Regions from separate parts of the Homo sapiens genome. Here regions 1 and 3 are each linked to region 2. Evidence: read pairs that join two places in POLR2A ChIA-PET (ENCODE). Cell type or tissue: OCI-LY7. All regions are shown on one strand. Each heading gives the region's core, and the rest is flanking DNA. Links, peaks and the distances in the headings are about the cores only.

What was found. Peaks named below come from ENCODE experiments on the same cell type or tissue, not always from the same donor. Only the 100,000 strongest peaks of a DNase experiment are listed, where the experiment ranks them.
Region 1: POLR2A ChIA-PET joins it to region 2 with 6 read pairs; 4 of 35 experiments call an interaction of 5 or more read pairs at or near these places.
Region 3: POLR2A ChIA-PET joins it to region 2 with 5 read pairs; 2 of 35 experiments call an interaction of 5 or more read pairs at or near these places.

Annotation. Positions count from the first base shown.
Region 1 is chr20:47,401,598-47,412,915 of GRCh38, forward strand. LINC01754 (long intergenic non-protein coding RNA 1754) reads right to left here and starts at 10,547. Exons shown (of 3, transcript NR_146496.1): 1 at 10,473-10,547. RefSeq lists enhancers at 8,811-9,000, 11,198-11,318. In OCI-LY7, for the core only: no CTCF peak of the experiment used is centred there; no DNase peak of the experiment used is centred there; H3K27ac peaks cover 1,597 bases.
Region 2 is chr20:47,639,720-47,642,219 of GRCh38, forward strand. It overlaps NCOA3 (nuclear receptor coactivator 3), which reads left to right. Exons shown (of 23, transcript NM_181659.3): 15 at 1-103; 16 at 206-332; 17 at 2,494-2,500. Among named protein-coding and RNA genes, the nearest start is that of NCOA3, 140 kb to the left of the region's middle. In OCI-LY7, for the core only: no CTCF peak of the experiment used is centred there; no DNase peak of the experiment used is centred there.
Region 3 is chr20:47,575,135-47,586,452 of GRCh38, forward strand. It overlaps NCOA3 (nuclear receptor coactivator 3), which reads left to right. Exons shown (of 23, transcript NM_181659.3): 2 at 8,049-8,127. Among named protein-coding and RNA genes, the nearest start is that of NCOA3, 79 kb to the left of the region's middle. In OCI-LY7, for the core only: no CTCF peak of the experiment used is centred there; no DNase peak of the experiment used is centred there; H3K27ac peaks cover 482 bases.

The DNA of each region.
Region 1 (11,318 bases), core at 3,853-6,352, 230 kb before region 2:
GAGTTTTCGCCATTTTGCCCAGGCTGGTCTTGAACTACTGGGGTCAAGTGGTCTTCCTGCCTCTGCCTCCCAAAGCGCTAGGACTGCAGGCATGAGCCAACACGACTGGCTGTGTTCATGAGCTAATATTGTCTCTTCTGGTTTCTGTTTGATTTCCAGATTAATGGTATATCCATCAAGAGTAGTATTCTTGGCCGGGGGCTGTGGCTCACACCTGTAATCCCAACATTTTGGGAGGCCTAATTGGGAGAATCACTTGAGCCCAGGAGTTTGAGACCATCCTGGGCAACGTAGAGAGACCGCATCTCCACCAAAAAAAAAAAAAAAAAAAAAAATGCTGGGCGTGGTGGCTCACGCCTGTAATCCCAGCACTTTGGGAGGCTGAGGTGGGAGGATCACTTGAGGTCAGGAGTTCGATTCGAGAACGGCCTGGCCACTATGGTGAAACCCCGTCTCTACTAAAAATACAAAAATTCGCCGGGTGTGGTGGCAGGTGCCTGTAATCCCAGCTGCTCGGGAAGCTGAGGCAGGAGAATCGCTTGAACCCGAGAGGTGGAGTTTGCAGTGAGCCGAGATCGCGGCATTGCACTTCAGCTTGGGCGACAGAGCCAGACTCCGTCTAAAAAAAAAAAGAAGCCAGGCGTGGTGGTGCGTGCTTGTGGTTCCAGCTACTCAGAACACTGAGGTGGGAGGATTGCTTGGGCCCAGGAGGTCGAGGCTGCAGTGAGCTGTGATTGCACCACTGCACTCCAGGCTGGGTGACAGAATAAGACCTTGTCTCAAAAAGAAAAAAAAAAGCAAGATTCTTGGGTTCTGTTCTTTCTCATTTGTTCTTTCTTTCTTTTTTTTTTTTTTTTTTGAGGTGGAGTCTTGCTCTGTCTCCCAGGCTGGAGTGCAGTGGTGCAATCTCGGCTCACTGCAAGCTCCGCCCGCCGGGTTCACGCCATTCCCCTGCCTCAGCCTCCCGAGTAGCTGGGACTACAGCGCCCGCCACCACGCCTGGCTGATTTTTTGTATTTTTAGTAGAGACGGGGTTTCACTGTGTTAGCCAGGATGGTCTCGATCCCCTGACCTCGCGATCCACCCGCCTCGGCCTCCCAAAGTGCTGGGATTACAGGTGTGAGCCACTGCGCCTGGCCTTGTTCTTTCATTAAATTTTTCCTCAACACTATGTGCCAAGCCTTTCTGAGGCTCTGAGGGTACAAGGATGAATCAAACTGAGTATTATGGCAGAGACAGCTGTTTCAGCACTAATATCTCTTTTTTCCCCTTCTTTCTTTAATAACAGAAGTTATGAGTTTTAGGTGGGTGCATGTTTATCCAGTTGATGACTACATTTCTCTTTTTTTGTTTTGAGACGGCGTCTCACTCTGTTGTCCAGGCTGGAGTGCAGTGGCACAATCTTGGCTCACTGCAACTTCCACCTCCCGGGTCAGTGATTCTCCTGCCTCAGGCTCCCGAGTAGCTGGGACTACAGGTGCCGGCCACTGCGCCCGGCTAATTTTTGTATTTTTAGTAGAGATGGGGTTTCACCACGTGGGCCAGGTTGGTCTCCAGCTCCTGACCTCAGGTGATCTGCCCACCTTGACCTCCCAAAGTGCCAGGATTACAGGGGTGAGCCACCATGGCCGGCCCCCGATGACTACATTTCCTTTTTTTTTTCTTTTCTTTTTTTTTTTTTTTGAGACAGAGTCTAGGTCTGCCACCCAGGCTGGAGTGCAGTGGCGTGATCTTGGCTCACTGCAACTCCTGGGTTCAAGCAATTCTCTTGCCTCAGCCTCCTGAGTAGCTGGGATTACAGGCACCCAACAACACCATGCCTGGATATTTTTGTATTTTTAGTAGAGACAGGTTTTCACCATGTTGGCCAGGCTGGTCTTGAACTCCTGACCTCAGGTGATCTGCCTGCCTCGGCCTCCCAAAGTGCTGAGGTTACAGGTGTGAGCTGCTGTGCCTGGCCTGATGACTACATTTCTCAGCCTGCTTTGGATCTAAGTGTTGATGTGACTGAGTTCTGGTCAGTGAGATATAAGCAACAATGATAAATGTTCCTTCTAGGTCATGCTATTTTTTTTTGCTCTGACACACTTTATCATCACTTAATGGGTCATGCTATTAAAAGGAATGGATATGTTCTCCCTTTGCCCCTTTTTCTGCCATTTTCCACTGGCCAGGATGCAGGTGTGATGGCAGGACCTAGAGCAGGTACCTCGACCCAGAGATTGAAGCTGTGTGTTGAAGCTGGCCATTGCCTCCCTGCTACCCTAGGACCTCCTAACTTGGGTTGTTAGTGAGAGAGATATATACTTGATTTTGTTTAAGCCACTAAACTTAATGTCTCTTTGTTATAGCAGCCTAGATTTTACCCAAACTAATAAGCCTTTGACCTCCACTTCTAGTGAAATAGACCAAAGAGACAGCCACCCCCTGCCCCCCGCAAAAAAGTGACAAGTTCTGAAATAGATATAACCCCATGGTGTTGTGAGGTTATAAATTAGGGCATGCGTGGCTGGGCGCAGTGGCTCACGCCTGTAACCCCAGCACTTTGGGAGGCTGAGGCAGGCGGATCACCTGAGGTTGAGAGTTCGAGACCAGCCTGACCAACATGGAGAAACCCTGTCTCTACTGAAAATACAAAATTAGCTGGGCATGGTGATGCATGCCTGTAATGCCAGCTACTCGGAAGGCTGAGGCAGGAGAATCACTTGAACCTGGGAGGCAGGGGTTGCGGTGAGCCGAGATCACGCCACTGTACTCCAGCCTGGGCAACAAAAGCGAAACTCCGTCTCAAAAAAAAAGTTAGGGCATGCTCAACTTGGGCTGAGACACTGTTTGATGAAAGGCTTACTGAGGAGGATGGCTGAAAAGAATTCCCATAAGCAGAAATTGGAGTAGGGCTGGACGTTTGAATCAATTAAAAATGTTTTGAGCTGTGAGCAGTGGCTCACACCTGTAATCCCAGCACTTTGGGAGGCTGAGTCAGGAGGATCACTTGAGTCCAGCAGGTCAAGGCTGCAGTGAGCCATGATCAGGCCACTGCACTGCAGCCTTAGTGACACAGCAAGATACACACACACACACACACACACACACACACACACACACACACACACACACGGTGTTTTGGCTATAAGTAACAAGAATAACAAAATACAACAAGGAATATCTTTAAGGAGTCATTCATTTATTCTACAAACATTTTCCTGTCACTTACTATATTCCAGGTCCTGTTCTAGGTGCTGGGGATATGGCAATGAATAAAACAGATCAACCCCCTCACCACTCCTGAAAATCCAAGAAAAACTCTGGCTTTATAGATTTTATGATCTGTGGGGAGAGATTTATTATCTTACAGAACAAGAAATCCAGAGATAGGTGGTCCTGGGCTGGTGGATAGAGGCTCAACACTATCTTAAAGGACCTTATTCTTTCCATCTCTTCACTCTGCCATCCTCAGTGTGTCGGCTTTTTTCTCAACCTTGTAACCTCATAGTTGTAATATGGCTGCCACTGCTCCAGGAGGCACATCACATACACATTAATCCAGTGGAGTAGAAGAAGAGAACCTGTTTCCTCCCATGCTGCTCTTCTTTTTTATTTTTCTAGCAGGAAAACTTCCTCGGAAGTCTTCAGCTAACTTTAAATCTTATTTACTAGAATTGCATCACATTCCTAATAAAATCACTGGCAAGTCGAAGGAAACAAGCATGAGTGGCTTAGGTCAGTGTTCTCAAATGGTTGTCTCAGGACCAGGCACGGTGGCTCATGCCTGTAATCCCAGCACTTTGGGAGGCCAAGGTGGGTGGATCACCTGAGGTCGGGAGTTTGAGACCAGCCTGGCTAACATGGTGAAACCCTATCTCTGCTAAAAATACAATTAGCTGGGCGTGTTGGCACGCACCTGTAATCCCAGCTACTCGGGCAGCTAAGGCGGGAGAATCGCTTGAACCTGGGAGGCGGAGGTTGCAGTGAGCCGAGATCATGCCACTGCACTCCAGCCTGGGTGACAAAGTGAGACTCCGTCTCAAAACAAAACAAAACAAAACAAAATGAGACAAAAAAGCTGTTGTCAGGTTATTAATGACTCCAAAGAGCTTTGGTTTATGTGGTTATGTCTATTGATATTTGCTATATTAGAAGTTAAAAGTGAAAAAAATTAAACATGTATTTATTCATTCAAAATTATCCTTTACATAGTAACATAAATAATTTTTTATGAAAAATAGCTATACTTTGCAAGACAAAAAATAGTGCAAAGCATGGCATTTTTTGTTTGTTTCTTTGTTTGTTTGTTTTAGACAGGTTCTTGCTCTGTTTCCCAGGCTAGAGTGCAGTGATGCAATCATAGCTCCCTGCAGCCTCGACCTCCTGGGCTGAAGCGACCCTCCTTCCTCAGCATCCTGAGTACCAGGAAGCACAGGCTTGCAGCACCACATCCAGCTAATTACTTCATAATTTTTATAGAGACAAGGTCCTTCTGTGTTCCCCAGGCTGGTCTTGAACTCCGGGACTCAAGCGATCCTCTGGCCTTGGCCTCCAAGTGGCAAAGTGGCCCTGTTTTGCATTTTGCTATTATCTCTTTGATGTCTGCTTAACAGAAGAAGCTGGATTTTCATGCCTGCTTCTGCATTCAACCCATTGTGATATTCTGTTTTGCTTTAAATACACAGAAATTCTGGTCTCATACATGTATGTTGTTGCAAAAAAGAAGGCTTTGTGGACCTCTTGGAAAGGTCTTGAGGATTCAGCATTCACAACTGGAGAACCACTGACTTATATTGATTAAAACTCACTCTCTGAGGATCCCTTGAGCCCAGAAGTTTGAGACCTGAGCAACATATTGAGACTCCGTCTCTAAAATATAAAAATAGGCCAAGTGTAGTGGTTCATGCCTGTAATCCCAGCACTTTGGGAGGCCGAGGCAGGTGGATCACTTGAGGGCAGGAATTCGAGACCAGCCTGGCCAACATGGTGAAATCCTGTCTCTACTAAAAATAGCAAAATTAGTTGGGCATGGTGGCGCACACCTGTAATTCCAACTACTTGGGTGGCTGAGACAGGAGAATTGCTTGAACCTGGAGGTGGAGGTTCAGTGAGCCAAGATTGTACCACTGCACTCCAGCCTGGGCGACAGTGCGAGACTCCATCTCAAAAAAATAAAATAAATAAAAATTTAAAAAATTACCTGGATGTGGTGGTGGTGTGCACTTGTAGTCCTAGCTGCTTGGGAGGCTGAGGTGGGAGGATCATTTGAGCCCAGGAGGTGGAGGCTGTGGTGAGCTATGATCGTGCCACTGCACTCCATCCTGGGAGACACAGCAAGACCCTGTCTCAAAACAACAACAACAACAACAGCACTCACTCCCTGGGCTATAAAGAGGCTTAGCCCCCACCCATAATTCCACACAGCTCAACCTCCCTATAAACACATGGCTGCTTCCATTCCTTAACAAAATCATAATTCTCTCAGCAAGGAGAAAGGCAGGGAGGGGTATTGGACAAAATCATAATTCTCTCAGCAAGGAGAAAGGCAGGGAGGGTTATTGGGTGGGCAGCCCACAGAGTCTGCCACGGATTGCTCTACAGCGGAGGTTTTCCAGCCTATTCGACCGTGTCCCACAGTAACAAATACATTTTACATGGTGACTCAGTACACACATGCACACAACAGAAACATTTTTATTAACAATACTTAGGCTTGCAACATGGAATGCCCTCTGATATTTTCTATTCTTTGTATTCTTTTCTATTTCTTTTTTTAAAAAGTGCTGGCTGTAACCCAATAAATTCACTTCATGATTCACTAGTGGGTCATAATCTTCAGTGTGAAAAATACTGTTCTCTAGGGACTTGTTATTTGATTGGATAGAGGGGCTAGACAGAGGCCTTCAAAGGAGGGAATTCATAACCATTGCCTCAAAAGTTGGCCAAGGAATTGCCCCAAGATGCCTGTGTTGACCCAGCCTTTGTCCTTTTTGCCTGCATTAACTCTTTTATATTGAGCAGAGGGCAAGTAGGCTCAACTCAAATGGTGTTAAGTAAAAAGGTAAGGCTGGGCGCAGTGGCTCACACCGCGGCACTTTGGGAGGCCGAGGCAGGCGGATCACCTGAGGTTAGTCTGGCCAACATGGTGAAACCCCATCTCTACTAAAAATACAAAAATTAGCCAGGCATGGTGGTACGCGCCTGTAGTTCCAGCTACTCGGGAGGCTGAGGCAGGGAGAAACCCTTGAACCCGGGAGGCGGAGGTTGCAGTGAACGGAGATTGCACCACTCACTTCAGCCTGGGTGACAAAAAAAAGTCTCAAAAAAAAAAAAAAAGTAAAAAGATAAACAGAATTATAATTATAACAAAATTTATTGACTCATAGAATTGGAAATCCCAGGAGCCTCGTGAGCTTCAGGCACAGCCAGAATGATGGCCACAGGGTAAGTACTTGTTGATCTCCCCCTGGAGACCCTCATGTCCTCCATGTTGGCTTCTCAGGAGGAGAATCTCAGGCAATAGTGCCCCCTGTAGCTCCCCAACTTCAAAAACCAGAGTATAGAAAACTACATCTTACTGGCAGGTCTAGAAAAATGTCGCCAAACCTGGATCATGCATCCACCTTTTTTTGTTTGTTGGTTTTTGAGACAGTCTCGCTCTGTTGCCCAGGCTGGAGTGCAATGGCACGATCTCAGCTCACTGCAACCTCCACCTCCTGGGTTCAAGCGATTCTCCTGCCTCACCCTCCTGAATAGCTGGGATTACAGGTGTGCACCACCATGCCTGGCTAATTTTTGTATTTTTAGTAGAGACAGGGTTTCACTATGTTGGCCAGGCTGGTCTTGAACCCCTGACCTGGTGATTCACCTGCCTCGGCCTCCCAAAGTGCTGGGATCACAGGCATGAGCCACCGCACCTGGCCTATGCATCCACCTTTTGAAGGGAATGTTGAGGTCAGCCTTCTCTGAACACGTGGGGTGAGAGTGGATGGGCAGTGGCTTTCCAGTGGAGAGGAGGAAGTTGTTGCTTGAAGCAGGGAGGATTTTGAGCAGGCAAAACCAGCAGATGTTTACTACCTCAAGCTCCATGAGGCCAGGGAAGGTGCTGGGTCCTGAGCACCACTGTATGCCCAATGACTGGCACAAATTAGACTCAGAAAATACTTGTATGAACAAGGGCAATTGTGTTGTATGATTGGGTATCCATGGACAATTTACATATTTGAAAAGGTAACAGAAAGATTTGTAGGGCATGATGGCTCATGCCTGTAATCCCAGGACTTTGTGAGGCTGAGGTGGGAGGATTGCTTGAGCCCAGGAGTTCAAGACCGGCTTGGGTAGCACAACAAGATGCCATCTCTACAAAAAATTAGCTGGGTGTGGTGGCATGTACCTGTGGTCCCAGCTACGTGAGGGGCTGAGGCAGGAGGATTGCTTGAGCACAAGAGGTCAAGGCTGCAGTGTGCTATAATCCTACCACTGCACTCCAGCCTGGGCAACAGAGAAAGACCACATCTCAAAATAAAAAAACAAAATAAAGAAGGATAGACAAATAGGTTAGTGGAAGAGAATAGAAAGTCCAGCTAGCTGGGTGCGGTGGCTCACGCCTGTAATCCTAGCACTTTGGGAGGCCGAGGCGGGCGGATCACAAGGTCAGGAGATCGAGACCATCCTGGCTAACACCGTGAAACCCTGTCTCTACTAAAAAAATACAAAAAATTAGCCGGGCGTGGTGACGGGCGCCTGTAGTCCCATCTACTTGGGAGGCTGAGGCAGAAGAATGGTGTGAACCTGGGAGGTGGAGCTTGCAGTGAGTGGAGATGCGCCACTGCACTCCAGCCTGGGAGACAGATCAAGACTCCGTCTCAAAAAAAAAAAAAAAAGAAAGAAAAAGAAAGCCCAGCTGAGACTGACACATATATGGCCAAATTATCTTCAACAAAGTCACCAGGGTAATTCATTGAAGAAAATCAATTTTGTATTTCAACAAATATTACTGGGACAGGCCAGGTGCAGTGGCTCATGCCTATAATCCCAGCACTTTGGGAGGCTGAGGCAGAAGGATCACTTGAGGCCAGGAGTTTGAGCAGCCTGGGCAACAAAGGGAAACCTCGCCTCTGTCTAAATAAATAAATAAATAAAATTCACTGTTGAGAAAAAGAAAAGGCCACTGAATTGTATACTTTATTTCATTTTATTTATTTATTTTTGAGACTGAGTCTCGCTCTGTCACCCAGGCTAGAGTGCAGTCTCATGATCTCAGCTCACTGCAACCTCCGCCTCCCTTCAAGCGATTCTCCTGCCTCAGCCTACTGAGTAGCTGGAATTACAGACATGCACCACCATGCCCAGCTAATTTTTGTTATTTTTAGTAGAGATGGGGTTTCACCATGTTGGTCAGGCTGGTCTCCTGACCTCGTGATCTGCCCACCTTGGCCTCCCAAAGTGCTGGGATTACAGGTGTGAGCCACTGTGCCCGGCCTGAATTGTATACTTTCAAATGGTTTGGCCGGGTGCTGTGGCTCAACGCCTGTAATCCCAGCACTTTGGGAGGCTGAGGCAGGTGGATCATTTGAGGTCAGGAGTTTGAGACCAGCCTGACTAACATGGTGAAACCCCATCTCTACTAAAAATACAAAAAAAAAAAAGAAGATAAAGAAAGAAAGAAAAAGAAAGTAGCTGGGTGTGGTGGCATAGTCCCAGCTACTTGGTGGCTGAGATGGGATAATCACTTGAACCCGGGAGGTGGAAGCTGCAGTGAGCCGGGATTGTGCCACTGCACTCCAGCCTGGGCAACAAGAGTGAAACTCCGTCTCCCCACCAAAAAAACCCCAAAAAACATTATATCTTCCTGGCTAAGTGATTGGCTTATGGTAACTCAGACTGAGCCAACGAAGCCCTCCTCAGTTTGTTCTTGGAACTATTGTCAGGGGTATTTTCCCTTTCCATTGGTGTTGCTGTGCTGGTGAGAAATAACCCCAGAACCAGCAGGTAGGCAAAGCTACAGGAGAGGAAAGCCAACTTGGAGAAGAACCGAGAGATGATAGAGAAATGGAAACCAGCCATGTTGAGCCCCTGGGTTCAGGTTCACCTGATGTCCTCCAAACTTTTTGTTCAGGCTAGTTTAGGATGTGCCTATATTTCTTGCAAATGAGTCTCCAAATACAAACCCCAAATCATTGTAGCAAAATGCACTGACCAACTGTGCTTCCACGATCAGATCAGTAAGCTGGGTGCAGTGGCTCATGCCTGTAATCCCAGCACTTTGGGAGGCCAAGGTGGGCGGATCACTTGAGGTCAGGAGTTGGAGAACAGCCTGGCCAACATGGTGAAACCCCATCTCTACTAAAAATACAAAAATTGGCCAGGTGTAGTGGCAGGCACCTGTAATCCCAGCTACTTGAGAGGCTGAGGCAGAAGAATCACTTGAACCTCGGAGGCAGAGGTTGCAGTGAGCTGATATCATGCCACTGCACTTCAGCCTGGGCGACAGAGCAAGACTCCGTCCCAAAACAAACAAACAAACAAACAAACAAACAAACAAAAACCAATGTGTAAGTGAACAGAGAGAACAAGAAGTTTAAGGAAAATTAAAAACATAAAGGACAAAGTGAGAGAAGAGAATATCTGTAAAATACATGAATACACACACACAGTAGATGTTTCATGGTTGTTTATCCCCCACCTCTCGCTGGAACACAGACTGGTGCCCCACTTCGTGCTTGGGATGTCCTTCCTCTGTTTCTTGGCTGAGTCGAACTTGTGCTGCTTCCTTTCTCCTTAAATATCCTTTCCTCTGGACAGGATGTTCCTGAAGGAGGCCACAAGGCAGAACATCTCGGCTAACTTTAGTTTGCTATTTTCAGCCTGAATTTGTGCCTGGGCAAATCAGTCCACGGACAGAGTATCCTCCCCAGTTGGATATTTCTTGCATGAGCATCAGAATTTTGTGGGACACAAGGCTTAGTTTCACTAAGCTCTGAGCCTCAAAACCTGGTATGCATCTGGGTTAGAGAGCCTCATCCAGTCTTTTTTTTTTTTTTTTTTTTTTGAGATGGAGTCTCACTCTGTCGCCCAGGCTGGAGTGCAGTGGCGTGATCTCAGCTCACTGCAAGCTCTGCCTCCCGGGTTCATGCCATTCTCTTGCCTCAACCTCCCGAGTAGCTAGGACTACAGGCACCCACCACCACACCCGGCTAATTTTTTGTATTTTTTTTTAGTAGAGACGGGGTTTCACCGTGTTAGCCAGGATGGTCTTGATCTCCTGACCTTGTGATCCGCCCGCCTCGGCCTCCCAAAGTGCTGGGATTACAGGCGTGAGCCACCGCGCCTGGCCCTCATCCAGTCTTAAAAAAAAATTCCCTGAGCTGTAGAATATATGGTGGACATATTTTCTGCATTCCTTTTTTGATGTAGGTAGGAAAAAAACCCAAAAAACCCCAAATCACAATTGTCCCTCCAGGGAACTGAGAAGCTGGGGTACTTACCCATTGACTCCTGTATTCCATTGGTTAAGAAAAGCTTCTGGTGGCTTTAAGTCCCTAACACTTTTTTGGGGCTGTCTTGCATCCTGTGCTGGAGACAGCTCTTAGGTTAAGAGACACAGGTGTTCAGCCTGGGCAACATAAGGCGACACTGTCTCTGCCAAAAAATAAAAAAAATAAAAAAATAAAAGCCAGGGGGTGGTGCGTGCACCTGTGGTCCCAGCAACTCAGGAGGCTGAAGTGAGAAAATTGCTCGAGTCTAGGAGGTTGAGGCTGCAGTGAGCTGTGATCATGCCACTGCCAGCAGCCTGGGCAACAGAGCAAGACTTTGCCTCAAGAGAAAAGAAAAACAGTCAGATGCGGTGGCTCATGCCTGTAAACCCAGCACTTTGGGAGGCTGAGGCAAGTGGATTACTTGAGGTCAGGAGTTCAAGACCAGGCTGGCCAACATGGCAAAACCCCATCTCTACTAAAAATACAAAAATTAGCTGGGCGTGGTGGCTTGCACCTGTAATCTCAGCTACTTGGGAGGCTGAGTTAGGAGAATCACTTGAACCTGGGAGGTGGAGGTGTCAGTGAGCCGAGATCACCCCACTGCCCTCCAGCCTATGCAACAGAATGAGACTCCATCTCAAAATAATAAAAAAGAGACTAGTGTGGGAGGATCACCTGAGCCCAGGAGGCGGAAGTTGCAGTGAGCTGAGATCACGCCACTACAGTTTAGCTTGGGTGACAGAGTGAGACTCTCTCAAAAAAGAAGAAGAAGAAGAAGAGAAACAGATGTGTGTGTGAGGTGGGAGCTGCCAGCCTGTCCATCATAGTTGTAGCTAATCTCAGAAGCAGGCCAAG
Region 2 (2,500 bases), core at 1-2,500:
AGACCTGCACTGGGTGGCTCTATTCCCACATTGCCTCTTCGGTCTAATAGCATACCAGGTGCGAGACCAGTATTGCAACAGCAGCAGCAGATGCTTCAAATGAGTAAGTGTCCACCCTCCCCTCTTCATGAAAAAAGAAAGTTAGATGTTTCAGGATAATTTTTGCTCTTATTTGAGAATTTGTGCTTTCTTTTTGCTCCCCCAGGGCCTGGTGAAATCCCCATGGGAATGGGGGCTAATCCCTATGGCCAAGCAGCAGCATCTAACCAACTGGGTTCCTGGCCCGATGGCATGTTGTCCATGGAACAAGTTTCTCATGGCACTCAAAATAGGTGGGGTGTTATTTTGTGACTCTGTAGAAAATCTCAGCATTGGGTAGTTTAGAAAAGAGTTGGAGCACAGAAGCAAACGTGAAAGAGAATGAGAATTCCCTATAATTGAGGTACTGGGTTGCCAGCTGGGCATTTCTCGTGTAACTCTGTGTAAAAATGAGGCTGAAGCAGTAAGCAGTGCGTGTGGCATTCACAGGAGAGGGAGGAGATACAACCATGTTGTCCAGCCATTAGGGCCATTCAGTGGCCAAACCTCTGAGAGCCTCTCTGTGAGATGATTGTCTCTCTAGTCCCATGAGGAGGGGAAAAAAGATAAGTACATGTTTCTAGTGGTTTTATAAATGTTCTTCAGAGGGTTAGCCTCAGTTTTCCAGAAAATTAAACTTTTTTAAAAAAACTTTTCTTTTCCCCCAACCACCTGCTGCCTATTGAGAAAATTCTTTTAAGGATTGGCTAATTGTTTTCTAAAATTATTTTAAACATTTCAGTGATGATAGTGAAATAACTATATAGCATCTTTAAAATTTTTCATAAAATAAAGATTGTAGGCCCGGTGTGGTGGCTCACGCCTGTAATCCCAGCACTTTGGGAGGCCGAGGCGGGCAGATCACAAGGTCAGGAGATCGAGACTATCCTGGCTAACAAGGTGAAACCCCTGTCTCTACTAAAAAAAAAAAAAAAAAAAAATTAGCCGGGTGTGGTGGTGTGTGCCTGTAGTCCCAGCTACTCAGGAGGCTGAGGAAGGAGAATGGCGTGAACCCGGGTGGCGGAGCTTGCAGTGAGCTGAGATTATGCCACTGCACCCCAGCCTGGGCAACAGAGTGAGACTCCGTCTCTAAAAAAAAAAAAAATTGTAGATTGTATTTAATTTTTATTTAGCTTAGTAATTTACTTGCATGCAAGAGGCCATGGTCAATGTCAGCTCTAACAGGAATTCTACAGTAAGTTAAGCAAGGAAAATAAAAATGAACTGATCTATTGAGCAGACAGTGATGTAACTATATGAATTTATTTGAGTGCTTCTCTACTCTATATGAATTTATTTGAATGCTTCTCTACTCAATAGAGAGCAAATAGTTTCAAGTTAACAGAACTTTTCTGAGGCAGGATAAATGTTTAACTTCATGCCCTTGTATGTGTTGGAGAACTGAGGCAACTTGCTGTGGGTGTATGGGGTTTGTGTTACACTTGCCAATATGAGCTCTGTGGGCCAAGTGTGACAAAGTCATTTTGGTATTTCTCCAGACTCACGTCAGTGATAGCTCAACATTTCTTTTTTTTTTTTTTTTTTTTTGAGACGGAATCTGGCTCTGTCGCCCAGGCTGGAGTGCAGTGGTGCAATCTCGGCTCAAGGATCTCCTGGGCTCAAGCAATCTGCCCACCTCTACCTCCCAAAGTTCTGGGATTACAGGTGTCAGCCACCACGCCTGGCTCCCTTCTTTTTTTTTTTTTTTTTTTTTTTTTTTTGAGACAAAGTCTTGCTCTCTCTCCCAGCCTGGAGTGCAGTGGCGCAATCTCGGATCACTGCAAGCTCCGCCTCCTGGGTTCATGCCATTCCCGCCTCAGCCTCCCGACTAGCTGGGGCTACAGGCGCTCACCACCACGCCTGGCTGATTTTTTGTATTTTTAGTAGAGACGGGGTTTCACCATTCACAGGATGGTCTCGATCTCCTGACCTCGTGATCCGCCCGCCTCGGCCTCCCAAAGTGCTGGGATTACAGGCTTGAGCCACTGCGCCTGGCCATAGCTCAACATTTGTATCCTTCCTTTTATTCTTTTGATTTCTCTAATTTTCAAGTATTATAATTATTACCTCCTTCACTGTTTTTGTGAGGAGTATCTTCTCCCATCCTTCCCTACCCTCCCCCTGGCCCCCATTTCTGCTATACCCCAAATGCCTAGGGTTTGGCAATTACAATTTGGTGTTGGGATTGGGGGTTTAAGCTGTATATGGTGGTCTAAAGTGGCCTGGTGAAATTTCTAAATTGTGGGCCTTAAACTTAAATTGATGCCATTCACTCTTTTTTACCACTTGGTTTATTATTTGTGTTTGTAGCATTTGAGTTACTGTTCATTAAAAATACTATGCATGGTTGCTGTGATCTATTACTCTTAGAAAAAAAAAAAGCACCATTGACATTGATTGCAAGTCTTTTTCTAGGCCTCTT
Region 3 (11,318 bases), core at 4,485-6,984, 60 kb before region 2:
TGCAGTGCTAGGCATCTTTCAGGAAGTGACCTTGGCTTGTATTAATCAAATTCAGAACACACAAAAAAGCTTCTTGCTAACATGCTGACTTGATGTAAAATTTTATCGCATCCATTTTGTTTCAAAATGAGGCCATTTTGTAAAAAGAAGATATACAGAAGACCCCTAATTTATTATATATCTATATATACGTATATGTAAAGCTTTTGCAAACCATGTTGAAAAAACAACTAGGTCTATTTTAAAGTAGACTTTTTATTGCCAAATATGCATAAACTTAAATCATGAAGGCTTGGGAATTGTTACTAGAAAATTACTTCTTTTAATGTCGAATTAAGAAAAAACTATCAGCATCGAGTTTATTTACTATCTTAACTGACATTATATTGCTATATAAACTTTAAACACTGAAGTTATTTTGGAACCCTTCAGCAGTTATATTAAGTCACACACTTCTGTATATTTGCTTACTTTCACGTTTTCAGAAATAACTGGTATCTTACTTTGCTGGTTTGGATAAGAGCTAATATCCTACATGAAATCGTTTTCTTAGGCAATGGTGGTGCCTACAGGGTATTCTAAACGTAAAGGTAAATTTAAGTCAATGAGTCTGTTAAAATTCAACTACCTATTGTGTCAAAGAGAGAAATATTGCTAACTACAAATTTACAGTGTGTTCATTTAGGATTTGACTAATCATTTTAATAGTAGAGCAGTTAATACAGCGATTTCACTTTTATCCTGTGGTGCTTCAAAGGCATCTAGTTTTTAAATGTAGTCCAGTTAAGGTGTATGTAGTAGAGGTTTTCATTTTAGACTTGCTCAATGTTAAATATAGAATGTTGAAAATATTATTTAATGGATTAGTTTATTGGTTTCTGCATTTGAAGAAATTTACATAAATTAGTTAGGGAGCAGTTGTACCTACTGCCAAATGGTTCACTCCTGAGTTTATTGTACAGTTACTCCCAGGTACTGAAATATAAGAAAAGAAAAATTTAAACCTTAGCTAAGAGCTCTGCCTGCATTTCTGTGGATCCACATTATGAAAAGGATAGAGGAACATTACCTGTGTATAGTAATGGTTTGAGGAGAGGGTAGGGAAACTATGCAAATAAAAAAATTGGGGTATAGGCAAATCCTTCAGTTAGATGTCTTTATTATCTGAGTTACTTTTAAAGCATTTACTGGATACACAACCAGTATTATCTTTTTACCATCCTATAAATTGTTCATAGAATTGCAACCTCATGGAGGAAAATCCATCTCCTTTACCTGCCTAAATTTATTCTTTGTCTTGATACTAGCATTAATAATTGGTTTGTTAGATACTACAGGCTAAAGAAACTCAGATTTCAAGAAGAAAGAAGATAATTACTCGATCATTTCTCCCCTCAAACACCTGTTTAAAATATATTGTCTTGAATAAAATTGTCACCTTGAACTTATTGTGTTCTTTGCCTTCTCCACTCCCCTGTCCTTAAAAAAAATAAAAAGAAGGGAAAGCCTTATAAGAAAAGGAAAATGTGCAATCCTGGTAGCCAATGAGTTAATGTTCATTTGCAGCCCGAGGGGTCAGCATGCAGCCTGTGTTTCCTGATTGGCTGCTAAAAGGTGAAATTGAAACCACTGTAAACTTTTGACCCTGTAGCAATTCTTGTGGAACGCCTTCCACTGGTGGAGCCCAGAGCTTTGCTCACTTCCCCACCCAACTCTCCCACCCTCTTTCCTGTATTTATTTTGTGTGATCCTGCAGCACTGCATGCAGTTTTTCCAAAGTGGCAGGGAGAGAGAGGCAGAACAAGCGCAAGCAAGCGGCTTGCTTGAATGCCTGTTTTGGTAACCATTGGATAAGAGCTAATATTCAACTCAGCCAAAGATATCAGGCCTTTTATACTAATCTGCCAACCAGATTTTTAAGTTTTCTCCTTAATCTAAAGCTAATTTAAAAAAATTTAGGCTAGTTTAGTTCCATTGTTCATCAGTGGATAGTATCGTTGTATAAGCAAAAATGTATGGCATAATTTCCTGGATGTCTTGAATTAAAAATAAGTTTTAAGTTTTAGCTACCTTTACCCCATTTATGTTTCCTGTATCCCTATGTAATTTTTACACAAATGGCCATTTCATAGAAGGTTTTTTGTCTTTTGCCTTTATTATGAAGAAACTCAAATGGCATTTTGGTTATGACAACTCTGGACATAATTGCAGAAATTGTACAATTAATGCCTCCCCCTTTGGCTGAGATAAATGGTTTTGGATTTGTCTTGCTTTCACATGTAAATAGTGTTGAACAGTTAACAACCCCATGAAAAAGGCAGGGTAGTTTTTCTCTATTCTTTCCTTATACTCTCATGGGACTCTGGTCTTTTTAATTCTTCCTTTTATCCATGGTGTCTAGCACAATGTGGCACATGGATGCTTAGCAGATGCTTACTGAATGAACATAGCTTTCATTTTAGGAACTTTAGGTCTGTTTATACCTGCTTCCCTTTTCCTAATTAATTGATGGCAGCAACTGTGATTTGCTTATTTCCAAGTGCCAGTGCAGTGCCTGATTCTAATAGATACACAGCAAGCATTTAATTGAAATCGAATTAAAATCTAACACAAGATCATTTCAAGAAGCAGGACTTTACAAAATCTAGGTTTTCAGAAGCCAAGGCGTCTGTTTTCACTGCGTTATTATGAATTTTCAGGCTGATTCCGTATAGAACTAAATGTTTAATTTATTAAATATGTAGAATACATTATAAGTCAGCTTGATTCTTTCTAGTATATATCACAAGATATGTGGTAATACCTGTCTTTATTTTACTAGACATGCATATGCTGTAATTTGAAATAATTCCTTGTCCCCCACTCCCTTATCAAGAAGATTATAGCATTTAAAAAAGATTGTTATAAATGTCTTACCAATGTTCTCCTGGGAAGCAAATACATTTTTACTTAATTGAACATACAATAATGGACTAAGTAATGGGAAAAAAAAATTCTTAAACTGAGTTAAGTTTATATAGCTCAAAAAAAGTGGTACCATTTTATATAACTTTATTATTATTATTTTTTAAGACAGAGTCTTGCTCTGTTGCCCAGGCTGGAGTGCAGTGGCGCGATCTCAGCTCACTGCAACCTCTGCCTACGGGGTTCAAGCGATTCTCCTGCCTCGGCCTCCCGAGTAGCTGGAACTACAGGCGCCCACCACCACACCCAGCTACTTTTTGTATTTTTAGTAGAGATGGGGTTTAGCCATGTTGGCCAGGCTGGTCTCGAACTCCTGACCTCAGGTGATCTGCCCACCTCGGCCTCCCAAAATGCTAGGATTACAGGCATGAGCCACTGCACCCAGCCCCATTTTATATAACTTGAAATGTTCATATGATTTTCAACTTGCATTTGGTCTTCTCCTTTCATTATAGCTACAGATTAGCTGTAGTTGATTGTTGCAAGTGAAACCTGTGGTTAGAGTTTTGATCAAAGATACTTATCACTTGATAAATAATCCCAACTGCAAAAGTGTTGGATTTTGACGTTAAATTTAACACTAATATTTTGCAGCCTTTAACCTGAAATTCATTTGGTGACCCAGTCTACTCTGTAGTACTTTGAAGATTATTGAGCAACAGCTAGCTTTTCCCAGTGACAGTGGCTCCCCTTTTCTGTGATTTTAGGGAAGTGAGGAAGGAGATCCTGGGAGCAGTGCCAGTGGGAGCTTGGAAAGAACAATGGGTTTAATATGATTAATTGTAGAATCCTTGCCCCTTTTCATGTTCAACAGTAAAAGAAAAACATGTTTATAATATTCAGTGGCTGCTTTTTGCCCTGTTGGTGTTTCCAAGCATTATATATTATATAGTTTGGATTTTCCTGTGTATCAACTCCTCTCCCCAATTTTATTCTTTGTTCTGGCTTTGAGGCATATCTTCTCAGACTAGCTATTAACAAGGCTTAATTTGATGTTTGATTTCCCCTCACGTCCTTTTAGGTCTCTGGTGATGAAGGCTTAAAATAAAAACCTAAAACTAAAACAGGGGCCATGTTGTCCAAGATGGACTCAGATTCCTGAGCTCAAGCAATCTTCCTGCCTCAGCCTCCTGAGTAGCTGGCGTTACAGGTGTGCGCTGCCATGCCTGGCCTGGTGATGCAGGTTTTGGTAATGTAGATGTCATCAGTAAACCATTAATTCTACTAGAAAATTTAATGTCCCTGTTACCTTCTCAGATGTCTAATGTTTCTGGAACTTCTCACATTTAGTTTTATGTCAGTATGATTTGGTTTTTGTATGTGTGATTGATGAAAATCTGAATTGTGAAAAGGGATAATCTTGTTTTTGATAAAGAAAAAAAATACTGTCCTAAGAAATCTGCTAGGATTGTTGCCTTTGCAGAATCTTTTTTCCAGACAAGTTTAACTCACCAGCAAATTTACTAACAGTTCTATACTTACAGGATCCTGGTATATAGTAGTACTCCTTTCCAGGTTCCTGGTAGGCAAGCCAATCATTGTTCTGTGACTATTTGCGAATCTCTCTGGTTTAATTATACACTTCCTTGGAGGGGAGAATTTTGTACCTGGCTTGTCTTTGTGTTACTGAACTGAACTGGGTCTATTTTTCTGTGTATGCAATGGAAAGCTGAACACTAAGCACCAAGTTTTTGTAGGAAGAAAAGTTTATTGCAAGGCTGCTGTGTAAGGAGACAGGAGTTGGGCTCAAATCTGCCTCTCTGAACTAGAGTTTGGGTGCAGGTTTTATATTTGGAGAGTAATGAGGTGTGATCTGAGTGGATCCTGCCATGGGATGATGTCAAGGCTTGATTTGGTTGCATCTTCTGTCCTGCCATGTGGTGTCTGCTCTTATTCATTCGCTGTTCCTCAGTTTGATCATTTAGATTCCACCCATGGTTGCATTCTTTGTTCATCTGGGCATGCTGACTTTACATGATCTTCCACCTGGGGGTCCAGCAGTTAACATTTGGGTCCAAGGGTGCAGATTGGCAGGGTCAGCATTCCTTTGAGAAGTACGAAGACCAGCACTATAACACTGGAGTATTAATCTAGGCCCTCTCACCACCTTCTACACGAGGCAGCAGTAATTGTTTCCTAGGTCCATTATGCTACTAGATACTTTCTGACTCAAATTCCTTTCCTGGCCGGGCACGGTGGCTCATGCCTGTAATCCCAGCACTTTGGGAGGCCGAGGTGGGCAGATTTCTTGAGGTCAAGAGTTCGATACCAGCCTGGCCAATGTAGTGAAACCCTGTCTCTACAAAAATTAGCTGGGCATGGTGGCATGCACCTGTAATCCCAGCTACTCGGGAGGCTGAGGCAGGAGAATCGCTTTAACCCGGGAGGCAGAGGTTGCAATGAGCCGAGATCATGCCCCACTGCACTCTAGCCTGTGCAACAGAGTGAAACTCCATCCCCCACCCCCATCCCCCCAAAAAATCCTTTCCTTATCCCACCTCTTTTGTTCCTTAGGTGCTAACCCCACCCCATGACCCTCCTTCGTCTTTCCTAATAAAGGAAAAAACATAAGAGAACCATTTTAGAAGTCAAACCTGATTTAAAACAGGGCCAGAAGATCTTAGAGGTTCTTTACAGAAGTTCTGCCTACCTTTTCTCCGTTCATCTTACACGAATTAAATTGGATAGCATAAAAATTCAAGTTAAAAAACATAACATTCGGTCCGGTATGGTGGCTCACACCTGTAATCCCAACACTTTGGGAGGCCGAGGCAGACAGATCACTTGAGCTCAGGAGTTCAAGGCCAGCCTGGGCAACATGGTGAAACCCTGTCTCTACAAAAAATATAAAAATTAGCTGGGTATGATGGTGTGTGCCTGTAGTCCCAGCTCCTTGGGTAGTTGATGTGGGAGTATTGTTTGAGCCTCGGAGGTCGAGGCTGAGGTGAGCCATGACCATACCACCACACTCCAGCCAGTCTGGGCACAGAGTGAGATCCTGTCTCAAAAAGAAAAAGAAAAAAGCTACAACTTTGGTGCACAAAATTATTAAAAATATTATATAAAATTACCTTCAGGCTGTGTGTATAAGTAACATAAATGAATTTTATGTTTGGACTTGGGTTTCTTCCCCTAGATATCTCAGTATGCATATGCAAATATTTAAGAAATCTGAAAAAAATTCGAGACACTTATGCTTCTAAGCATTTTGCATAAGGGATAGTCACCCGGCACTACCTAGAGTTTTCTTTTTCCTTTGTTGTGAGCCACATGTAATGTGCCTCCCATTCCCTGCTCACTGATTTTCTCCCCTCTAATTTTAGTTTCAGAAACACAACAGACCTTTCCATAATGCAGCTAGATTGTGGTTGGCTCTCCCTATATACTGTCTGCAGACTACACTACGTGGAATGTCCATGGCTATAATATGTTTGTTACTTGTAACTTGTGAATATATCATTTTTCCTTTCCCCCATACCAACAGATCTACCAATTCCAGCATGAAAGCTATTAACTTTAGGGCGTAATTATGGTTGTTATCTTGGTTCGATACCATTGGAATTAGTGGCAATCATATTGTTGCTTTATTGTTAAATTTGGAAATTCATAAGGTAAAGTGAATGTTCTTACTGGTTCACTTATTTATTGCAGCAGAACCTGCACGCCATTTCTTCAAGTGCAAAAGCCTGCTGTTTATATGTTCATGTGTTTTATTGTAGATTATTTTGAAGAACGGTCTCTCATTTCCTTGCTAATATTTTGTTTTGGTGGTCAAAATGCATCCTTTTATAGAAGGCAAGAAAACATCTGAGCCTTTCCTCTGGCCTTTGCTTGTTGGCTTTATCCATCCCTCCCTCATCTGATAATTTTTGGACTAGGGCATTTAAGCATTTGATTCTGCCAGGGTATTAATGTTGTCTTTATTCTCTGTTGAGCACTGATTTTGGACAAATGAATACCCCCACAAGTTCAGAGTACCCATCTGTTTTGATCACTTTTCAAGATTCAGAACTGGTCTCCACCACCTCCACTTTGCATTATCCATTTTTACAAACTGTGACAGAGTACATATTATATATGCTATGCCTGACTTTTATTTTAATTAATTAATTAATTAATTTACTTATTTTTGAGATGGAGTTTTGCTTTTGTTGCCCAGGCTAGAGCGCAATGGCATGGTCTTGGGTCACTGTAACCTCTGCTTCCCTAATTCAGGTGATTCTCCTGCCTCAGCCTCCTGAGTAGCTGGACTACAGGCGCATGCCATCACACCAAACTAATTTTTTGTATTTTTAGTAGATATGGGGTTTCACCATGTTGACCAGGCTGGTCTCAAACTCCTGACCTCATGTGATCCACCCACCTCGGCCTCCCAAAGTGCTGGGATTCGAGGCATGAGCCACTGCGCCTGGCCCTGACTTTTGTTTTTTAATTTTTATTTTTTTGTGTGTGGAGATGGTGTCTTGCTATGTTGCTCAGGCTGATCTTGAACTCCTGGCCTCAAGCGGTCCTCCTACCTCAGCCTTTCAAAGTTCTGGGATTATAGGCATGAGCCACTGCGCCTGGCCCTATGCTTGACTTTTCAAACAGAAGTAGTGATTATATGGTACAATAAGACATCTACTCAAATTCCTAGGAAGAGGTGGTGTACTTGATAGCTTTTGTTTGTTTCATATATCCAGGGAAGGGAAAAATGGGAAGACTTAATTTTTTTGAGAGAGAATCTCGCTCTGTCACCCTGGCTGGAGTGCAGTGGCATAGTCTCGGGTCACTGCAACCTCTGCCTCCCAGGTTCAAGTGATTCTCCTGCTTCAACCTCCTGAGTAGTTGGGATTACAGGCGGATGCCATGTCGCCCGGCTAATTTCTGTATTTTTAGTAGAGTTGGGGTTTTGCCATGTTGGCCAGGCCAGCCTTGAACTCCTGACCTCAAGTGATTTGCCCGCCTTGCCTCCCAAAGTGCTGGGATTACAGGCGTGAGCCACCACGCCCGGCTGGAAGACTTAATTTGTGGGTGACTAATCATAATGCTTAAATGAAGAAAAGACAATAAAATTCAATCCCTCCTCTTCTTTTTGTCCTCAGGATCAAAATACTTGCTGGATGGTGGACTCAGAGACCAATAAAAATAAACTGCTTGAACATCCTTTGACTGGTTAGCCAGGTAATTCAGCTTTAGTTTGATTTGATCCTTTGTAATTTTTTGTCTTCAACCTTCTGAAGATATTACCCTCCTCTTTAATTTATGATTTAATTAAAACTATTTATGCTTCATGTTTTTCTCTTTAATGATTATTAAATGAATGTGCTTAGAGTACTTGAGTGAATACGTATGTGTATGTACAGTTGGCCCTTGAACAACTGAGGACTGGGGACACTGACCCCTTGTTCAGTAAAAAATGTGCAGAACTTTCGACTCCCCCCAAACTTAACTACTAATAACCTCCTCTTGCCTAGAAGCCTCACTGTTAATATAAACAGCTGATTAACACATATTTTGTATGTTACATATATTATATCCTGTATTCTTACAATAAAGTAAGCTAGAGAAAATAAAATGTTATTAAGAAAATTATGGCCAAGTGCAGTGACTCATGTTTATAATCCTAGCACTTTGAGAGGCTGAGGTGGTTAGATCACCTGAGTCCAGGAGTTTGAGAACAGTCTGGGCAACAGAGCGAAACCCCATCTCTACAGAGAATGCAAAAACTAGCCAGACATAGTGGCCTGTGCCTTAGTCCCTAGCACTAGAGACACTGAGGTGGGAGGATTGCCTGTGCCCATGAGGTTGAGGCTGCGCCTCAGCTGTGATTGTGCCACTGCACTCTAGCCTGGGCAACAGAATGAAACCCTGTCTCCAAAAAGAAAAAAAAGAAATAGAAAAAAGGAGAAAATTTTAAGGAGGCTGGACATGGTGGCTCACTCATATGCTCACAACTATGATCCTAGCACTTTGGGGATTGGAGGTGGGAGGATCACTTGAGGCCAGGAGTTGGAGACCAGCCTAAACAACACAGTAACACCCCCAGTTCTACAAAACACACAAAAAATTAGCTAGCAAGGTGGTGTGCGCTTGTAGTCCTAGCTGCTTGGGAGGCTGAGGTGGGAGATTGCTTGATCTCAGGAGTTTGAAGCTGCAGTGAGCTATGACTGCACCACTACACTTCAGCATGGGCAACAGTATGAAACCTTGTCTCTAGAAAATAAGTAAATAAATAAATAATTAAAAAGGAAAGACATGGCCGGATGCGGTGGCGCATGCCTGTAATCCCAGCACTTTGGGAGGCCAAGGTGGGTGGATCACCTGAGGTTAGGAGTTTGAGACCAGCCTGGCCAATGTGGTGAAGCTCCGTCTCTACTAAAAATACAAAAATTAGCCGGGCATAGTGGCGTGTGCCTGTAATCCCAGCTACTCGAAAAGCTGAGGCAGGAAAATCACTTGAACCTTGGAGGTGGAGGTTGTAGTGAGCTGAGATCATGCTACAGCACTCCAGCCTGGGCAACAGAGTGAGACTTCATCTCAAAAAAAAAAAAAAAAGTCATAAGGAAGAGAAAATATACATATTATTCATTAAGTGGATCATCATAAAGGTCTTCATTCTTTTCGTGAGGTTGAGTAGGCTTGAGGAGGAGAAAGAAGAGGAAATGTTGGTCCTACTGTCTTAGGCATGGCAGAAATAGAGAAAAATCTGCGTATAACAGAACAAATGCAGTTCAAATGTGTTGTACAAGGGGTTATGGTATTCGTATATATGTATATACATACAAATACAAACATAATTTTGGGGGAAGAGAAGAAATTCCCCCTCCTTATGTGTGAATATTTTAATGGCATTTAGTCAAACATCTGAATTAGCCTAACTTACATTTGCTGTTTCACCTTGTGAAGACAAATTTCCCCAGATTGCTTGTGCTGGCAAATAACATTTCATCTAACCCCTTTCTTAACTTTTTTTTTTTTTTTTTTTTTTTTTGAGACAGACTCCCTCTGTCACCCAGGCTGGAGTGCAGTGGTGTGATCTCGGCTTACTGCAGCTTCTGCCTCCTGGATTCAAGCAATTCTCATGCCTCAGCCTCCCAAGTAGCTGGGATTACAGGCGTGCACGGCCACATCCGGCTAAGTTTTGTATTTTTGGTAGAGATGGGATTTCACCATGTTGGCCAGGCTGAAACTCCTGGCCTCAAGTGACGTGCCTGCCTTGGCCTAAAGTGCTGGGATTATAGGCGTGAGCCACTACGCCTGGCCCCTTTTCTTAACTTTTAATATTACATCAGAATAGGAAAAATGAGAATAGAAAAAGCTGTCTAGTTGCCGAGAAAACAATCATGCTTTGCTTAGCTAAATTTCTTTTGGTAATCCCATCATTCTCTTGGTTAGCTAGGTTTGAAATCTGAGTTGTCTTTGAATCCCACCGTACTCTGATTCATTTGGTAAGCAGGCTTTATCTGGCTTTCTATTTTCATGTGTCCTGTATTTGTTCCACTTTCTGTTCCTAATTTTAGCTTCCGAGGCCAAGACCCCATAATTTCATGAGGGTGTTTTTCCTTGTCTCTACTGCTTCCTTGTCCACTCACTTAAAATTTAGCTAGATTTTCCTAAATGTATACTTTTAGCCAAGCTTATGTTGTGCTCTAAGTTTTGTGCTACCTTTCCTTGGCTTACAGAAAGAAAAAGTACAAACTCCCTTCTCTGACATTTCAAATGGTACTTTATCTGAGAATCTATCCAAGTTACCAGCCTTAGGTCTTGCAATTTCCCTGTAAAATCCCTCAGTTAATTGTGATATATACCCATTCTTCTGAACATGGCAGAGAACTATCTCCACAGGTTTTTTTTTTTTTTTTTTGAGACAGAGTTTGTTACCCAGCTTGGAGTGCAATGGCGCGATCTTGTTTCACTGCAACCTCCACTTCCAGGGTCAAGTGATTCTCCTGCCTCAGCCTCCTGAGTAGCTGGGATTACAGGCACGCGCCACCCTGCCCGGCTAATTTTGTATTTTTAGTAGAGACGGGGTTTCACCATGTTGGCCAGGCTGGTCTTGAACTCCTGACCTTAGGTGATCTACCTGCCTCGGCCTCCCAAAGTGCTGGGGTTACAGGTGTGAACCACTGTGCTCGGCCAATTTTTTCTTTTTTAAATACCTTTTATTTGGAAGTATACATTTACAAAAGTTACAAAAATATAGTATAAAGAACATCTGGATATCCGTTATCCAGACTTACCCACTTGCTTATTTGTATTTGTGCTGTCCTACTCTCTTTTCTCTTTTTCTACCCACGTAAACACACACACAATTTTTTTTTTTAACCATTTGAGGGTGAGTTACATATGTTATGCTTCTTTCCCCTAATACT